Linked DNA regions of Homo sapiens: region 1 is linked to region 2. The links are chromatin contacts, found by Hi-C or POLR2A ChIA-PET in ENCODE. All regions are on one chromosome and are shown on one strand. The core of a region is the stretch at or near the end of the contact, and the rest is flanking DNA. Distances in the headings are between cores, read along the strand shown.

The links. Hi-C counts contacts between places; a loop is a spot of excess contacts on that map. ChIA-PET counts read pairs that join two places held with the same protein, here RNA polymerase II (POLR2A). Pooled maps may share reads with other maps.
Region 1: a map of endothelial cell of umbilical vein shows a loop between it and region 2 (4-fold over the local background). The contact joins two enhancer-like sites. A Hi-C loop is called at or near these places in 2 of 168 maps with a recorded cell type or tissue (HepG2 and endothelial cell of umbilical vein) and 6 of 50 pooled maps. POLR2A ChIA-PET finds 5 or more read pairs at or near these places in 4 of 52 experiments (A549, HEK293, HepG2 and 1 more).

Annotation. Positions count from the first base shown.
Region 1 is chr2:234,879,652-234,882,481 of GRCh38, reverse strand. All of the region lies in intron 2 of LOC101927896 (a long non-coding RNA gene), which reads left to right. Among named protein-coding and RNA genes, the nearest start is that of SH3BP4, 71 kb to the left of the region's middle. Within about 2 kb of position 1,346, at least 10 of the 41 ENCODE cell types and tissues checked have a DNase peak (open chromatin) inside an H3K27ac peak, as active enhancers do.
Region 2 is chr2:234,839,129-234,841,828 of GRCh38, reverse strand. The region is part of intron 2 of LOC101927896 (a long non-coding RNA gene); the gene reads left to right. Among named protein-coding and RNA genes, the nearest start is that of SH3BP4, 110 kb to the left of the region's middle. Within about 2 kb of position 1,393, at least 5 of the 41 ENCODE cell types and tissues checked have a DNase peak (open chromatin) inside an H3K27ac peak, as active enhancers do.

The sequences.
Region 1 (2,830 bases), core at 97-2,596, 41 kb before region 2:
GAGATCTGTCTCAGATATTCAGGCTTCAGAGCTATGCCAGCTAACCCCTTATGCTGAAAACGAGGACTTAGAAGGAAAGGGCAAGAGAGCCAGACTTGCTTTTTCCTTTTTTTTTTTTTTTTTTAAGTCTTTCCTTATTCATCAATAAGCCAAAAGTAGAGGTTGTTAGTAGAAAATGTGTGCACCAAGAAGTGAAATAAAGACAGTTGAGTTCATGTGTTGTAGTGTTTCCAATGTTCTGCTAAGAATGAAATATATATGCATGTACAAGCCACAAAATACAAATTGTGTAATTTTGGTGATGCTGCATATGAGTTAAATGTACTTATGTTTGTATTTAAACGTGAAATTGCACAATATGAAGAGTAATGGTAAAATTCATGCTAATGATTTAAAATTGTATTCTTTCTTTACTCAAAACGACCTCAAGGAGCAAAGTAAAAACACCATAACAAATTGAGAGACTGTAGAAAAAGGGAAAAGCCTTATCTTTTACTACATTCCATGGCACGTTTCTCCTGCTTTTTGAATGAGAGCACTTACAGTTTCATTTTGCATTTGGCTGCAAAAACAGCGCAGCGCCCCCTGCAGGGAGCTGTATCACGGTGTTCTGATCAGCCTCTGGGGAAGTGGCCTCCTCTGGTCCAATCAGCTTGTGGACTGAGGATCACGTGATACAAAATATGGCCACCCCTGCATGAACCTGGAGCAACTGCCCTGGGTAGGTACCCGTACAAGGAAAGGCAATCCTTCAAGCAATAATCTTTTGGCAGTCTCCCTCACCTCTGTTCACCCCTGGGTATTTTTGGCATTGCTGTTTTTAATGATGGGGTGTGATGTTTCCTCAGCCTGTTAAACTTCATTGTGTTATTTTTTAACTGCTTCTGAGAAACTACTAAAATGCTGTTACCTCCCTTTTTATTGGCCTAAGCCACACTTTTCACATACTGGGCTTTTCATTCATTAGAAAGTAACCACTTATTTTGAGTAAAGGCAAAAATGGAAATGGTTTCAAGGTATTTAAGCATTTCAAGTGAAGCTCAGCACAGTGAATTATTTCAACAACAAAATTTCCATGCAGTCTCTTAGAAGAAAAATGTATCTTAACTAAATTTTAGGACTTCACATTTTGTTTTGTTTTGTCTTGGCTTATTTGTTATTTAAATGTGCGGATCTGTGAAATAACATCATTTCTTTTTAAAAGACAGCAGGTTCTAACTTTAGTACTTCCTGAGCAAAAAGAACTAAGGTTGCAGAAAGCTTCTCTTTCAGGCTGTCTTTCTGGCATTGCTGCAGGCAGTGCTGCCCTTGCTGGGAGGTCTCCACCATCCACATTAGCCTGCATGTCTCTGTCCCTTTGCTTCGTTTCCCACCTCTACCCACCTGCCCACCACACTCTCACACTTCCCCTGCCCAACCAGAATTGCCATCAGGGGCTATTGGTCCAATCCCAAATGCTAGTAACAGAACTGAAAAGCCCAAGTTTGAAGGGAATTTCTTCTTCCGTGAAGTCCCCTGGGAGAAAATTTTCTGGAAGACTCACCATCCCAGAGGCTACACAGCTCAGGACAACCCCTGTTCTTTTAAGGGAAAAGTGAAAGCCTGGACTTGTAGGTTTTCCCCACCAGTTTTCACATGGAGCTGATATCGGCATCTCTGCAAGGCCAGGAGGAGATTGAGTGACCTCTCTGGAACTCCGAAGTTTACTTTCCCTGCGTTTTCGTAACTTGTTCTCAGCTCTTTGAACTGCATCCAAGTGCCTAGTTCATGATGCCATAATTGCTCACCGGGTTCAAGGGCAGAGCTCTGGTTTCATATTGTAAAATTCAGTGCACCTGGGTACCACATAATAGCTGTGCTAAGACATGTGTGCATTACATCAGCTATGATTCATTCCTGTGATCTAGTTTAGACCACAATCTGATAACACAAACCAATTACTTAAACTGTTAGAAGATGCTTAACTGGAAAAAACATATCTTTAGTTTTCCTTCCAACTTTAGTCTAAACCATATATATATATGTTTTTATATATATATATATGTTCATATTCCATATATATGTATTCCAAATACTCTACATGAGTTTTAACAACAAAACTTGGGGGAATGGGATCTAAAATGTATTTCCCAGGTCTAGCTTGGATGGACTTCAGGGTCATTAACAAGCTGTGCCAAGCAGCATATGAAATCGGTGAGATAAGCTTTGATGCATATTAGCTGTGGGACCTTAAGCAAATGACTCATACTCTCTGAGCTAAAGTTTTCTTATCTGTGAAATAAGCATAGCAAGCCCTCCCCCTAAGGACTGTTGGGGTTAAATTAAATGGTAAAAGCTCCTTAGTCAGTACTCAATATAGGTTCAGTACAAATTGGTCTTTTTTCCTTTCCAATCATGGATACGTACCTGTTGGGCAAAGTAGGTTTCTCCTGGCCATGCCAGGGGACTTCTCACTGTGCTGCAGCCAAGGCTTGATTGAGATTGGCTCCTCTGGGTCTTTAGGGACATATCTTGATTGATATCAACCAATCACAGTTATCCTGTGTTAGGGCAACAAACTGCTACCCAAATCTGCAGCCTGGTGGCAGGGATTGAGTTAGGGGTGACCCAGGCAGTGCAAAGCTCAGCCATTTTTTTTTCTCCATTTGGACGTGAGCAAAGAAGCTGTGGCTCTGGTTACTGAAAAGGGTGAAACAAAGAATCTCCAACAGACAGGCGGGGGCTCTGTTTGAGCAAAGTCTCAACGGGACTCTTGTTTTATAGCACTATCTGCCATCCTCAAATACACCAGCTACCACTCTGGGCACCCATAAGAACAGAATGTCACTCA
Region 2 (2,700 bases), core at 144-2,643:
CTCTCAGATGAATGCCATTTACTGAACCAAAGTTGGCTTCCTCCAGGCTGGGTGGATCTTCCCTGCCCTGCTTCACCCAAGCATGATCCCAGGCTTCTCTTAATTCCCCACAACACAGCAAAAAACATACTGGATTGTTTAACAAAGCTTACTCCATGTAGGGAATGCCTTGGTTCCTGTACCCACCCCTGACGTCACCTGTACTATGGTCATAGTTGCTGTCTACCCAAGGGGACACATCTGCAGGTGTGGCGACACCATGGAATCAAGGCTGGGTTGCTTATGTCCTTTAAACTGTGGTCACTTGGCTCAAAGTCCAGCCCCTTGGGGCCCTTGGCCAGATCCATTTCCTTATTCTTCATTCTACTCCAGCCTGGGCAACGGTAGGCTGGTAAATTCTGTCTCAATAAACAAAACAAAAAGTCAGAAAGCCATGACTGTAGCGTTTGCCATTTTTTTTTTTTGGCATGTAAATACTCTCACCATGGTCTGTTTCAAGCTACCAACAGCTTAACATCTTGTTTGGAAAATTTCTGCCTGTTTGGTTATTGGCCTTCCAGGATGCATTGCTAGGCAGAGGCATGTGTGGTGTTCCTCGTGGCTACGTTGGTTCTGGGTATGATATGGGTACTGACAAGCAAGAAAATTGGAAGCAAGGAGCTCATTTCACCCTGCACAGAGTTTCTGTGGCAATTTCTCTTGTCTTGAGTTTCCAAACTAGAGGTCTGGGATTGAATGAAGTGAATGGGCTAAACTATCTTTTTGTTTTTTTTAACTTTAATATCCTGTATCATTGTCACAATGTAGCCTTCTTTTCGTGTATCTGTGAGACTCCTCCCTTGAACGAACCTCAAAGCTCTAGTTTGGGGATGGCAGATAGGGCACCAGGGCCAGTTTTCTGGAACCATCTATGCTATTTTTATGTGCTGGATATAAAAGACTCATGCTTTTTGACCTTTGCAGGTACTTGTGACCATCACACATGCTTCTTCCATAAAGTCTTGTCCATAAACTATTATCCACCAATTGAAATTTTGTTTAAGAAATAAAAAAGGAGTAAAAGTCCTTGGGACTCAATACTGAGGACTATTTTCGGTTCACATGCCTTTCCCTCCAAGAATCCTATCAGTCAGATTTCTGGGTTAAACTTTATTTTCACCCAGTATTTTCAATCTCTAACAGAATAAACAGCAACCCCAGGAAATAGATACATCTGCAGCTCTGCAAAGAATAACATTCCCTCCCCTCCCAGGCGGGGAGAGAGCACCGCAGTCCCCACTCCCCCAAGAAGGAGGCCAGATGCAAGGGAGTTTCCTTTCTTTGGCTGGTCTTCTAAGCAAAGTGAAGAATTCTTGGAGCATGAGTCATCTGTCCTGATTCCACGCGGCACTGCATGGCCAGGACCTCCTGGGGAAGAGGAAAAGTGAGAAAGAGGCTGTATTAGTCAGGGTTCTCTAGAGGGATGGAACTGATAGGATAGATGTATATATGAAGGGGAGTTTATTAAGGAGTATTGACTTACACGATCACAAGGTGAGGCCCCACAATAGGCCGTCTGCAAGCTGAGGAGCAAGGAAGCCAGTCTGAATCCCAAAGCTGAAGAACCTGGAGTCTGACATCCTTCAATCCAATCAAGTTGACACTCAATATTAACCTACAGAGGCGACCCACCACTCATGGTTCTGTGTCCCTGAGTAGGGCTCCCAGTCACTGCCCATCTTCTCCAGAGCTCTGCCCAGTTGTCACTTGAGGGTTGTAGTTTTCAAAGTGAGACTTAAGAACATGGGACTATATATATTTATGTATATATCCAGCAGTGTAGAGCTCAGGGTTGTCAAGAGGCCCAGAGAAGAGGGGAGCAATCTGTGCCTCTTTCTGCCTTGGTCCTGGGCCAAGGGCCATGTGCGATAATGAACGGGTCATGGCCCTGATGGGTGCATCTTAAACTGCAGTGAAGAACTCACCCTCCTCTTCTGCAGAGAGTCACCAGGGCCAACCCAGAGGCTTCGGGAAGCATACCTTTCAAAAGAGATGAGGAAGTTCTGGCCCAGATTCTCTGAATGCAAATATTCTCTATTGGTAAAAAGAACTCATTCTGGGACAAATCTTCATTCTGAGTTGTAGGCAAATTACCTTTGTGGTCACCAGACAGTAGCTCTGCCAGTTTGTTTTACAGCAAGTATGTAATTTAAGAGGTGGACATGCCCATTCCCAAAGGATTCTTTACTTTGTCACGAGATTCTTGACACAGGATTGCATAAGGTTTTCCAAGGTTTGCTGCAAGTTCATTCACTACTTGGATGGCCAGAAAAGCCTGCGATGTCAACGTCACTGTCAATTAAGGTCAGTCAGGAATGCAGGAAAAGGCCCTTTGGAATTGCCACCCAAGTCTTCCATCTGGGGTGGTTTTGCTAACAAACAAGTTCTGCAGGACCCGATGCCTTAGGACATTAGTGCAGTCTTCCTTGTCATTTAACTTTGGAATTGCTTAAGTGGGTTTCTTCACCATGACTCTTCTCAGGACTCTGCATATGAAAATTTGTGCGTGTCCTAGAGCCAGTCATGTTACAATTTCCACAATCTTATGTGACTATGTCACCCTATGGATTTGCATCTATTTTTACTGACCCTGTTCTGAGGAATCCAATTAAGTAGCTCAACTACCAATCATGCTCCACAAATCAGCTGGTGTTTAGTGCA